3 separate regions of the Homo sapiens genome follow, and regions 1 and 3 are each linked to region 2. The links are chromatin contacts, found by Hi-C or POLR2A ChIA-PET in ENCODE. All regions are on one chromosome and are shown on one strand. Each heading gives the region's core, a stretch centred on a gene start or an enhancer-like site at or near the end of the contact. The rest is flanking DNA. Distances are from core to core; before and after follow the strand shown. Region 1 overlaps SH3KBP1 (SH3 domain containing kinase binding protein 1). Region 2 overlaps SH3KBP1 (SH3 domain containing kinase binding protein 1). Region 3 overlaps SH3KBP1 (SH3 domain containing kinase binding protein 1).

What was found. Hi-C counts contacts between places; a loop is a spot of excess contacts on that map. ChIA-PET counts read pairs that join two places held with the same protein, here RNA polymerase II (POLR2A). Pooled maps may share reads with other maps.
Region 1: a loop to region 2 is called in a pooled map, with 4 times the contacts of the local background. The contact joins two enhancer-like sites. A Hi-C loop is called at or near these places in 1 of 37 single-sample maps with no recorded cell type and 6 of 50 pooled maps. POLR2A ChIA-PET finds 5 or more read pairs at or near these places in 2 of 52 experiments (BJ and WTC11).
Region 3: a loop to region 2 is called in a map of naive thymus-derived CD4-positive, alpha-beta T cell, with 4 times the contacts of the local background. The contact joins two enhancer-like sites. A Hi-C loop is called at or near these places in 3 of 168 maps with a recorded cell type or tissue (CD4-positive, alpha-beta memory T cell and naive thymus-derived CD4-positive, alpha-beta T cell) and 10 of 50 pooled maps. POLR2A ChIA-PET finds 5 or more read pairs at or near these places in 2 of 52 experiments (T-cell and WTC11).

Annotation. Positions count from the first base shown.
Region 1 is chrX:19,773,549-19,777,874 of GRCh38, forward strand. All of the region lies in intron 2 of SH3KBP1 (SH3 domain containing kinase binding protein 1), which reads right to left. Among named protein-coding and RNA genes, the nearest start is that of SH3KBP1, 110 kb to the right of the region's middle. RefSeq lists silencers at 294-343, 3,415-3,464. Within about 2 kb of position 2,688, at least 6 of the 41 ENCODE cell types and tissues checked have a DNase peak (open chromatin) inside an H3K27ac peak, as active enhancers do.
Region 2 is chrX:19,682,635-19,686,813 of GRCh38, forward strand. SH3KBP1 (SH3 domain containing kinase binding protein 1) reads right to left here. Exons shown (of 18, transcript NM_031892.3): 6 at 1,189-1,394. Among named protein-coding and RNA genes, the nearest start is that of MAP3K15, 170 kb to the left of the region's middle. Within about 2 kb of position 1,362, at least 18 of the 41 ENCODE cell types and tissues checked have a DNase peak (open chromatin) inside an H3K27ac peak, as active enhancers do.
Region 3 is chrX:19,803,942-19,807,902 of GRCh38, forward strand. The region is part of intron 2 of SH3KBP1 (SH3 domain containing kinase binding protein 1); the gene reads right to left. Among named protein-coding and RNA genes, the nearest start is that of SH3KBP1, 82 kb to the right of the region's middle. Within about 2 kb of position 1,315, at least 4 of the 41 ENCODE cell types and tissues checked have a DNase peak (open chromatin) inside an H3K27ac peak, as active enhancers do.

The DNA of each region.
Region 1 (4,326 bases), core at 1,438-3,937, 92 kb after region 2:
ACCCCCCTATAAGAATCATCATTTTCAGCCAGGCGCAGCGGCTCACGCCTGTCATCCCAACACTTTGGGAGGCTGAGACAGGCGGATCACAAGGTCAGGAGACTGAGATCATCCTGGCTAACACAGTGAAACCCCATCTCTACTAAAAATACAAAAAATTAGCCAGGCGTGATGGTGGGCGCCTGTAGTCCCAGCTACTTGGGAGGCTGAGGCAGGAGAATGGCGTGAACCCGGGAGGCGGAGCTTGCAGTGAGCCAAGATCTCACCACTGCACCCCAGCCTGGGCGACAGAGCGAGACTCCGGCTCGAAAAAAAAAAAAAAAAAAAAAAAAAAAAAAGAATCATCATTTTTCTGGACTGGTGTCTCCTTCCCAGGTCCTCACTGATGGTGCCACTGTCACTGTGTGAAAGGCATGTGGCTCTGGGGAGAAGAAGCTCATGTCCTGAGAACACCCTGTCACCCTTTCATAGAAAACGGAATTAGCAGCTGTTTGTCAGCATTTGCAAATGTTACATGGCTTGAAAAGGCAGAATTCTGGGAACTCAGTAGCTGCCCTGTCACCAAGGTCAAATGGTCCTCATGGCTCAAAAACTCTCCCAGCCCTCCTATAGGGTCTTTTTTGACTGTCTTTTTTTTAGGGCTTCACCCTGATTTTATCCTTTTCCTCCTATTTCTGGTATGAAATAAAAGTACTTGATTTCCTACTCTGTAATGTGTGCTTTGGTTTTCATCTTACCTTTTATAAACAACTGTTTGAGCAAAATAAAAATACATCTTTGCATAGATCCTTTGGTTAATCTTCAGTGATGCTCACTTGGTTAACTTTTAAGAAACCTAAGCCGCCGGGCGCGGTGGCTCACACCTTTAATCCCAGCACTTTGGGAGGCTGAGGCGGGCGGATCACGAGGTCAGGAGATCGAGACCATCCTGGCTAACACGGTGAAACCCCGTCTCTACTAAAAATACAAAAAATTAGCCAGGCGTGGTGGCAGGCGCCAGGAGTCCCAGCTACTCAGGAGGCTGAGGCAGGAGAATGGCGTGAACCCAGGAGGCGGAGCTTACAGTGAGCCGAGTTCACGCCACTGCACTCCCCTGTCTCAAAAAAAAAGAAAGAAAGAAAGAAAGAAAGAAAGAAAGAAAGAAAGAAAGAAAGAAAGAAAGAAGAAACCTAAGGAAATTCTAGTTTATACTGCCTTCCCCAATAAATATGGGGGGTTTATTAACTTTATTAACACATAGAAAAATGAATCCTCAGCTTTACATTTTAAAAATTATATTCTTTAAATTACAGAGAAATCCAAAAAGGTTTAACTAGACAAAAAAAGTAATCATCAAAGGGGTCTTCCTACTTTACAAAGCTAGACCCCCACACCTGGCCAGACCTTCTATGAGAGCATCAAGGCTTCTGAGGGGAGCGCATTGGTCCCCTCATTCTCCTCCCCCAAGCCCTCTCTGTTTAGTAGTGTCACACAGACTTTTCACAAAGGATTTGTCACCAGTCCACAGATCACAGTCTCTGGAAATTCCACCTGTGGTTTGACATCAGGGGACTTTATCAGACTGGAGGGCAGAAACCATCCAAACTGACTTGAGGCAAAATCTCTCCACAGGTCTTCACGAGTACACAACAAGAATTCTGAAATTGAGGCCCTGTAACATCCACTCTGTTCCATCAGCCTCACTGAGGTAAAGTACCACACCAATGTCAAAAGCTCCAAACACACCAGGAAAGCCGACGACATCACAGAACTAGAGAAATGTTTCTCATCTCAAATGTTCACTTGGTTTCTAAACAAATCTAAATATTGGGTGGGCTTGGTTTGCTTTCAATTAACTGCTCTTATTTAGCCTGTAAGCCTTTTCTGGAAAGTCTTCCCCCACATTTTCAACTATTGATTTAAACATCAAGCCTCGTTCAATGTTTCTCACAAAATATTAGCACTGTATCTTACACTCACGTGCCTGCTTACTCTAACTCACTCATTACCAGGGAAAATTGAGTGCCAACATTAACTCTAAATGGAAGAATTAGTTGTATTAGTCCAGGATTGACTCCAGTCCATTAATAAACCACACAACTAATTAGTCCTTGGTCTATTTGGAGTACGCAGGCCCTGGACACCATCATCCTGCATCATGGACACCACCGCTCCTCTGCTCTGTGTCTAATTCATCTTTTTCAGAGACTTACCCCTATTCATGCTTCTTAATGAGCCAAAGGCACTAAAGATCTGCTTTAAATGGCCTTTCAGGAAAATTACCTTCTCGATTACAGCTAGGAAAGTATCTTAGCAGCTGTGTTTTCACTGAAACAGCCATAATATCAGAAGATTTGCAAGCTACTTCACATTTATTATCCCCCATTGATATTTAATAATTCTACTTGCAAGTACCACAGCCTAATTTGTCCCTTGCAAATTGCCAAGAATAAGATGTTGTCCTCATCCCATGGTGTCCGCAGGGAGCTCGCCTGATATTTAGCACAAATGTGACTAGCCCAAAGGACAACAGAGTGTGCCAAGAATTCATTCCCCCATCCCCCAAAAGGAATTGGCTACTACAGCTAGCTTACAGGAAAGAAAGACCTCAGAAGATACTTTCCTCAAAATGCTCTAAAGTCAGAAGTCTCAAAATAACATGTCAATGTCCACGCTTCCACATGTGAGCCATAAGCGCCCTGTGCTGTTGGAGGAAATCTGATGTGGAAATGTTTTATGGCCTGAGATTCTTGCTCAAGTGGCCTAGCAGGGCCTAAGAGAAGATGCTGGGGGAGAAATGAAAGCAGGAGGGAAAGACTGCCTCACAGATTCAACTCCCTGGAGAAAACCCTCAAAAAGAGTGGGAGTGGATGAGGTATCCACTGGGCAGTGATGTCCCTGGGCCAACAGACAACAGAATTAAGTCTATATCAAGCAGAATCCCATGGAAAAAATAAAAGAATTTTTTTTAAAAAAAGAATTCTAAATCTAGCTTGACAACCTGGTTTTTTTTTTTTTTTTTTTTTTTTTTTTAGAGAGAGACAGGGTCTCACTCTGTCACCAAAGCTGGAATTCAGTGGCATGATCATAACTCATTGTAATCTCAAACTCCTGGGCTCAAGTGATCCTCCCACCTCAGCCTACTGAGTAACTGGGACCACAAGCGCACACCACCATGTCCAGCTAATTTTTTCTTTTTAATTTTTTGTAGAGACAAGGTCTTGCTACGTTTCCCAGGATGGTCTCAAACTCCTGGCCTCAAGTGATCCTCCTGCCTCAGCCTCCCAAAGCACCAGGATGACAGGTGTGAGCCACTGCACCCAGCTGACAGCCTAGCTCTTTAAGCCACTTCCTCTCTTAGTTTTCACAGACACCCTCACCATCCTGAATATTTTAACATACCTCTGATTTAAACCAAACCACCAACCGCCTGCCACCTGAATCTGTACTGAAAGACCACACAACCACCCCAAGACTGGAAAGACACATTAAAAGATCACTGAGCAAGACAAACTTGAATGAAGATTTCCTCCATCTCCCTTAACCCTCTCCAGCTGCCATCAGTTGTCTTTAAGCCTTTGAGGATAAAAAAGGTATGCCCTTGAGCCTCCAAATGACAATGCAATTTGAGGAACCACAGTCCACTCCCCATTTCACTAAGGACTGCAGCTTCCACCAGCAACTGGCCAGGGCTGTGTGCTACAGGGTCAAGTGGGAGGGTTAGACACAGAGCCTGGAGCCAAAGGGATCCTTCCAGAAGAAACTGCCCTGCCCTAAATACAGGGGAAAATCCCACCAAGAGGAGAGGAGAGGAAGTCAACAGAAAGGGCCAGGGCTGAAAGGTTATAATGTTCAGTACAGCCTTGGGCCAGCTGAAACACAAAGGCATGTGGCAGGCTGAGGCCCCAGCCTGCCCATACCTGCTGGCTTTCTGGATGAGTTCCTGTGAAGCCTTAAGGACCTGGGGCTCTGTTTTTAACCCCCTAGTTCTCACCCCCACTACTTGAAGGAATTTGAATGAGCCACTGCTTCTTATACTCTGAAGGGCCTGTCTAAAGCTGCATTCATTGGTGGAACAGGCACACACCACTGCTAGGCGCTACCCCTAGAAGTCTGGACGGGCTCCCTAGATGCAAGGGTCTCAAACACACCAGTCCTCCAGCGCCTTATTCTGCCTACTTGGAAGCAATTGCAGGGGAAGAGGGGCAATGAGGGGTGGGCCAGAGCAGTAGTTCTCAAAGTGGAGTTCCACACCAGCAGCATCACCAGAGAACCTGTTAGAAATGCAGACTCTCTGGCCCCAGCCCAGACTATTGAACTAGAAGGCATGGGGTGGGGTCCAGCAGT
Region 2 (4,179 bases), core at 112-2,611:
TTGATTGCTGAAAGGAACAATGCTGACTCAAAGAAACTTCAACATTGAAAAAAAAAGTTTAAATGAAACGGTTTTTAATTTCTAGGTATCTGCCCTTTCTGCCTGACTCATCTCTAGAGGGATTCAGTGTTCGAAAAGTTTCCTTTTCAGATTCTGCTTCTAATGCATGATGACACTGGGCAAGGTTGCTGAGGGCGGGTGGAGGGGTGGATGTCCTACAGCTGCAGAAGATGATGCAACCTTTAAAATGTTATCCCACCAAAAAAAAAAAAAAAGAAAGAAAAAAAAACAACAACACTTAAAAGCCACCCATAAACCTGAATTAGAGAGGTTGCCAATACCCCGTCCCCCAAATCTGCTGGCACAAATGTCAAAGCAAAAATTTCAGCACTAAATCGAATTAACAAACATGCCTTAAGCACAGCACGAGAGTAGCTTATTATAATTTGGAAAATTCCACAGTATTTATCAACTCCTAAGCAAGGCTACAATGCTCAGAAGTATACCACAGTAGACGTCATCGGCAGCCACAAGCGCGAGGGCTCTGGGTGTGTTGCTGTGGTAACCGCGTACTCAGCAGCAACATGCTGCCTGCCTCTCACTAGCCCAGAACCAGAGGCAGAAGGAAACAGCCAGCTTCCTGAAGGGAACAACCCAGGGAGTCACAGCACAGGCCATCTCCATCATTCACACCTGCGGGAGACTTCCTTTCAACAGTCTGAAATTATCTCCAACTAACTCTTAGAGAAAAGGTGCACAATTCCTTCACTCTAGTGCAGAACCACAGTCAGCACACCCAAGCACAAAGCACTAGAGAAATGTACAAGGAGCGGAGAGAGATTGGCCAGTGTCTGAAAAGTGTCAGGGTCATGCACTTAGGCGGGTCCAGGAATGAGGGGTTTTTCTGGGAAGCAGATAGAGAAGTACTGGTCCATTTCCAAAGTCATCCTGAGAAGCATTCCCTAGAGAGATCAGCAAGAAAGAAAGCAGCAAACTAGAGCATGAGCCTTTTGAGGGAAGTCGTTCCCACACAGAGGGAGAGCTAAAAAAGAAGACAGGACAAACAACTAGTACATGAGGACATGGAAACCCTAAAAGAGGAATTGGAAGCCTCCAGCACCAAACCCCACAACGTACTTTTGGATATTCCACATTAAGTTGAAATCAAATAGAAACTGTCGAACATACCTTTTCTACCGGCAGAAAGTCATTTTCTACTTCAATTGACCTTGGTCTTAGTTTGATTGGCTTGTCTTTGAAAATGTCTCCAAAGCCCACTCCCTTAACTTTCTTGGGCTGGATTGCTGCAGTTGCCACTGTCCCGTTGGCACCTTCAGACTTGGTGCTGCTTGAGTCACCCCCATCACTCTCGGAGCCTGTGGTTTCCCTTAAACCTGTCAAGAGTGGGGATGGGGAGAGAAAGAGCTCAGAAATCAGCCAGAGCCCTGAAGAAGAACTTCACAACCAGCCAGGAACCACCTCTAAAAGTGTGACTGGGCACAGGATAACTTGCACTAGGCTTTTGTATTCAGTATGTTGAGTAGTTTGACTGGCTCTGAGTTTTGTTTGATCTCCCCACCCCTTACTTTTAATTTTAAGATGTGAATCAAAACAACTTTTCAGAAAATCTAATTCCAAAGCAGATATCTTTGTACATGTGAAATTCACCCCTCTTTAGCCGGGAGCCTGGTTTTGATCCAAATTTGTTTTCCCATAGCCTGTGCAATAGCAACCCTTCCCACCCACCTTGTTGCCTCCCCACCCAGTCAGTACCACATACTGTACCTCCAATCTCTATGACTCATGTCAATTAGCAATTAGCAATGAAAGTAACATTTCCTAAAGGGAAACTGTAAAGCTAAAAGCCATTTAAACAAATGAGCAATTAAAGAAACCACACAAAATTATAACTGCCAAAGAATTCAATCTTTTTGGATGGCTTCACAAGGAATAAATGCATGCAGACATGTTTCTCTAGGAAAGCATTAAACCAAACTTGACATTAAGACGGTTTCACTAGCAAGACGATCATGTTTGTTAAAGAGGGAAAGGAAGCCGTCCTCCCAGAGGCCAGAATCCCCCAAACCTACAGCCCTTCTTCTCTCCTTTAAACACCAGTGTTTTCCCAAAGCTGAATCCCTTTCCAAAGAAGAACACTGGGGACATGACACTCTTCCTTTGATCTTCTGTGGCATGTGTTTGGAAGTCATAAAATAGTTATTAGCAAGACAACATGGACACTTACCTCCCCAGATTCTTTTTTCCCAAGGCTCTGCCCACAATCATGTTCCTAAAAGGAAGAGCCTATTTGTGTCTAGTTAATTTCTGGGTGTATTCTTCCTTTGATGGTCAGTATATCAATTATGCCATCAAAGGGCAGGATTCAAAGAATATTTTATGGAATACTAAACTCTGTCATTAACCTGTCTCTGAAAGCCTCTAGATGTGTAGAATAGCTCCTGAACATTTACTACATAACTCCTGATCATAACCATGCCCTTGAAATGAAAGTACGCCATCAAATGTTGTTCTCTATTAGCCAATTGTGCATTATCTTCCTACAGGTAAGGTGGCCTCCTAGTCCATAAGAATGATACACCAAATACTTGCTCACATAAAATCTCATAAAATGTGGAAGTCATTCAAATAAGGAAGTCTCAGTGCAGGAAGAAACTGTTAAATGAAAACAGACAAAATATAGAAAGGTCATTATAAACTGCTAACACGTTTCAGAATCAAATCCTTAAAACAATGGTTTTGTTTGTTGTTGTTGTCATTTTCCATAAAATGGTATTTTTAAGCCAAAAGGGTGGGGGAGGAGGAAGGTCCCCAGTGTACATTTTAATTAACTGAAAACCAGCATTTGTGAGCAAAAACACAGGACCGAATGGGGAACAGCCCACAACAAGGGGGTCGGCTGCAATTCACAGGAAGGATTAGAGTGTGTAAACATCAAGAACCCTCCCCCATTAGCTATCCATCTATCCATTTGTGTGTTTATCTGTTCATTGTTTTTGCAAATATCCCTGCTGGAGATATAATTTTGGAGTCTAAATATTGTGTCATTTCCCCCTTAACATGTTCTCATTTTGCCGTATGGATTCTTTCTATGTGATAAATGACTTGTATATTCCTTTCTGGCTTGGAAAGAGCCATTCAAGGGTGAAATAAAGAAACCATTAGTGGAAAGAAACCATCACCACTCCCCTCCCTCAGCACGCTCCCCTCATCACCACCAGAAGGCAGCAGGGCAAACAGATTAGGGCAAGTCTATTTTAGTTTTTCAAAGAGAAGAATTTCAAGGGTTCTTCTATCATTCACCATTAGCTAGAACCATAATATTTTCAGCCACTGCCATCCTCATTTCACTGAGCTTCTGGTTTTTGGGATTTACTGTCTTCTGGGCTCATCTTAATATGTTTATACTAATCACCGTGAGAAATACTCTACGTTACACAGAGAGAGGTTGCACAGTCATTCAACCACACAAGCATGGCCCGGGAAGGAAACACACAGCAGATTTTTCTTCCAGAACTTCTGGCAGGCTGGTTCTATCACTTTTAAGTGTATAAATTAAATATCTAACTATCTGTGTTGGTAAAATAATTCAAAATCTAGTTCCTTCCCTTTAGAGGGAAAGAAAGGTGACTTTTCATTTTCATGTTCATTTAGTGATATATCTTTTAGTGACTCGTGCCCATCATGCACATTATCCCATAAAATGTCCCCATGTCAGGCCCAGAATGCCAGGTTACACTCTTGGGTGGTGCAACCCAGAGTGTGGACTGTGGACGGGGGCTGGTTCATGAAGGGCTCATTACAGGTAGGCAGTGGTGAGAGAACTACAGAAAGTGTGGTGTCTGGGGCGATGCTTTAGTGTTTTAACAGTGTGCACTGGTGTAACTTCCAGACATGTGGCTGGTGGTGGAGTCATCTAAATGACCAGGGCACAGAGCAATCTAGGTGCTGTCAAAACTCCCACGGTGAGGCACAGGCGGCACCCTGCATGTGTAGTGAGGTCATGTGCAGTAGGGCCATGCATCTTCCCATGGTGGAGTGGCAAGGAAAAAAAACTTGACCCCAGTTTGTGAAGCATGGCTCTGGTGTTCATGTTTCAACGTTCTCTCTCATCATATCCATACACGTAGGTATGTATGCATATGTGTATATGCACACAAA
Region 3 (3,961 bases), core at 65-2,564, 120 kb after region 2:
GCAGGCGGATCACGAGGTCAGGAGATCGAGACCATCCTGACTAACACGGTGAAACCTCATCTCTACTAAAAATACAAAAAATTAGCCAGGCATGGTGGCGGGTGCCTGTAATCCCAGTTACTCGGGAGGCTGAGGCAGGAGAATCAGTTGAACTCGGGAGGCAGAGGTTGCAGTAGGCTAAGATCGCGCCACCGCACTCCAGCCTGGGCGACAGAGTGAGAATCCATATTAAAAAAAAAGGAAAAAGAAATGAAACCCCAAACCCAGGAGCGTAGGAAAGAGCTGAAATAACACTTTAAATATTCACGATGGTAATTGCAACTCCTACCTCATAATCATGACTTCTCTTTTCCATATTTGGGCCCCGGCTTCCCTGGAGGCACTCCAGGGGCCTTCACAGACATTATCTAATGCTAGGCAGGTCAGCAAGCTAACCATTAAGTACTCTTTTTTTCCTCCACTCTCTCTGATCTAAGCCAGTTTGGACATACTCATAAAGAACTAGTGAGTTCCCTTCCAAGATGGGTGGCTGCTAAGATAGCTCATGTAGTTTTGGAGTGGAAGCCCTTAGGATGTCAAAAAGCTTAACTTTAAACATCTCAATCTGATTCCAACAGTGAAGTTTTCAAAGCTGTCATTACTCCCCCATCCCCAATAAACAAAGCTGGCAGATGTATTATCAAATGATTTCTATAGCTTTTTTTTTTTTCCCCAAATACCTGCTGGTTTCACCCCTGCAGAGATCTGATTCAATAGGTCTGGTGTGGCTGTGAGAAACTGTGTTGTTTAAACTCCCCCAGGTGATCCACACAGCCAGAAGATAGAGAGCTAGGTCTAAAGTGTCAGAAATTATTGCTACTAAAAGGAGGATCGACTGGGAGCTTCTTAGAACTGCAGAATCTCAGCTTCCCCAAACCTACCCGCCCCCAGCCCAAACCCTACCCCCCCCCCCCCACCCGCTGCCATCACAATCTGCCTTTTAACAAGATCCTAGGAAGAAGGGCACATCTGAGTTTAGGCAGCCTAAGGCTACACTGTCGTCTGGCCTCAGAATCTTCTAGGGTTTTTGTTTTTTGTTTGTTTCCCCTTTACAAATGGGAGGGCACAATCAAAATTCACATTCCAGTTTTTTCCAGGATCTTTATTGATGAACAACAGAGTCAAATCCTGCTCTCACCCTCACCATCCTCCTAGAAAACATGACTAGTCAGATTAAATGTAAAGGGAGTCAAAAATGAGACAAAGCCTGTTTTTTAAATTAAAGCAATACATTGTTCCATTTGTGCTGGCAGCATCGGCACTTGCATTACTGCGCATGTTTAAAGCTGCCAGTCGAAATCAGCTCTAGATAGTCAAAGCAGCAGAACCTGCAAAATCTTTTAGCGTTAAAGGGCTTTATGTGGAACCAAAGCATTCCACGGTAAATAATTTGTGGAGCTAATGAGAACTACTAATTGCATCCATTCTTAAAAATCAACATACTTGAAACTTTTTAAAGATTCATGTGCTTATTTCCCTTGTTCAAATAACATCATAAGGCATCCACAGGAAGTTGTGGTTTCAATTAAGACATGGCTGCATATTAAAAAAAAAAAAAAAAAAACACCTCACAGTACCCTATCACAGAGCTCAGCCAAGACTCCCAGAAGTTCTCCGAACCTGACAGATTTGGGTGCCCCTCATGCTAATTACCGTCTGGTTTGAGGTTTGTGAACATAGCCAAGGCCACCCAGACAATGCTATACCATAGTACAATTAGGGGTGAGAGAACACAGACTCTGGAGTTAAGCCACCCACCAGCCCACGTCGAGACCTGCCATTTACAATCTGTGCTCCCTTGGGCAACTTACTTAATGTCTCTGGTCCCTGGGAAGTGCTATATAAAAATTTGCTGTTTGCTGTTTTCCTCATCTAACATGCAGTCCCATGAATGGTACAGATAAAGGAACTATGCACACAGTGGGTGCTCAGTTATTGCTAATGGTTGAAGAACTCTCCATTCACCTGGTATTTCCCTCAATGAATATATCATTACCAAATACCAGCAACCTTTTGGTGTATCAAGAAAGGTACTCTTGGGAAGGTGTTTTTCTTCCCCTAATGGTGAAAAACAAAAACCAATGGATACAAGCATCTTCTTAATCCAATGTAACAGTCTCCCTCTCCAGTCATGTACTTAATATGGTTCATTTATTTTATGTCTCATATCTTCTCAAAAAATAAACACTACTATAGAAAAAGTATGAAAAGCATTTGAGCAGGTGAAAAATGCAGTCTACAAAACAGTAGACTGGGCCAGGCACAGTAGTTTATGCCCGTAATCCCAGCACTTTGGGAGGCTGAGGCAGGTGGATCACTTGAGGTCAGGAGTTCGAGACCAGCCTGGCCAACATGGTGAAACCCTGTCTCTACTAAAATACAAAAATTAGCTGGGCATGGTGGTGTGCACCTGTAATCCCAGCTACTTGGGAGGCTGAGGCAGGAGAATCGCTTGAACCAGGGAAGCGGAGGTTGCACTGAGCCGAGTTCGCGCCACTGCACTCCAGCCTGGGCGACACAGCGAGACTCCATCTCAAAAACAAAACAACCCACTAGACTGGTACCAATTACTTAACAGTTATTGAGATCACAAAAAGTGATTTCCAGAATGTTCCAGGTAGGGAAGTGTCAGACAACATTGCCCTCACGGTATTAATACTATACAATAACACTGTATAGTATTCTGCTGTGTAGTAAGACACAGCAGAAATTGGGACGTTGCAACTATTTACCCATTTTCATCTATTTTAAGCACTCATGACAAATGAACAAGTGATAGATAGTTCAACATGCATTTACTAAATCCATTTCCTTAGGCAGTTTCAGCAGCCAATGTTTTCACATAAACTTAGTACGTGAATTTTACAACTATGTTTGGTTTTCGGTTTTCTTTTTCATCAGAGGCTCCACTTTTAAGAATACCTGTCCTTCTAATTAGTTCTCACAACACAATCCTGGGAAGTCAGGCTGCCAGAGTTCAAATAACTGGGTTGACCCTTAATAGATCTGCAATCTTCAAGTCAGGCAACCTCTCTGAGCTTCAGTTTTCCCATCTATAACATAGGAATAATCACTACTTGGGGCAAGGGATGGAGGGTAAGGAGTAGCTGAGTTAATACAAAGAACAATACAGTTGCACTGGATAAATGATGCAGTATCTACTCACAATTGCAAATTCACATTCCTTTTCACCCTGTACCAGGTCCTGAAGTGGTTACAAACAAGATCTAACAGATTCTCCTTGTCCCTCAAAATGGAGGAAGACAGGTAATTCTTACACATGTTTAAAGAAAACTCACCCACCACTTTATCCCTAGAGGTTGGCCATGACAGCAACACAATTGTAAAGCTTGCTGTAATCAGCACCATGCCCATAGCGTTTTTACCTTCCAAGGCAACAGTGCAGACCGAGGGAGGATCCAACCTTGTTCACGCCTCTGGGCAATTATGCTTCTTGTTCTCTGCTTGGATGGCTCTTAGCAATGGCAGGAGCCTCTTCCTCATCATTCACGTGTGGGCTCCAACTTCTCCTCACCTGAAACAGCCCACACACTCCACCAGCCACTCTAGCCACTCTAGCCTTTTCCTCTCCTGTGTTTCTTCATGGCTGCATGTTTCACTATCTATAATTATCTTTTCACTTGTCTGTGGTTAAGCTCTCTGTACTCTGTTGGAGTGTAAGCTCTCTAAAAGCTCAGACCTTGTTAAGCTCATTCTGAAATGGCTCCTAAAATGGCACCTGTCACAGAAAGGGCACTCAGTGGACAGAGCTAGGTAAGATACATGTGTGTTTTGATCGTTGCAGCAGCTATATCGCATTTGCATCTGGTTCTACTGAGTGTTTTGTCTCTTCAGACTGCTTTTACCTGCCTTTTGGCATGCCTTGTAATTTTTGGTTGAAAGCCAGACATTTCATAGAAGG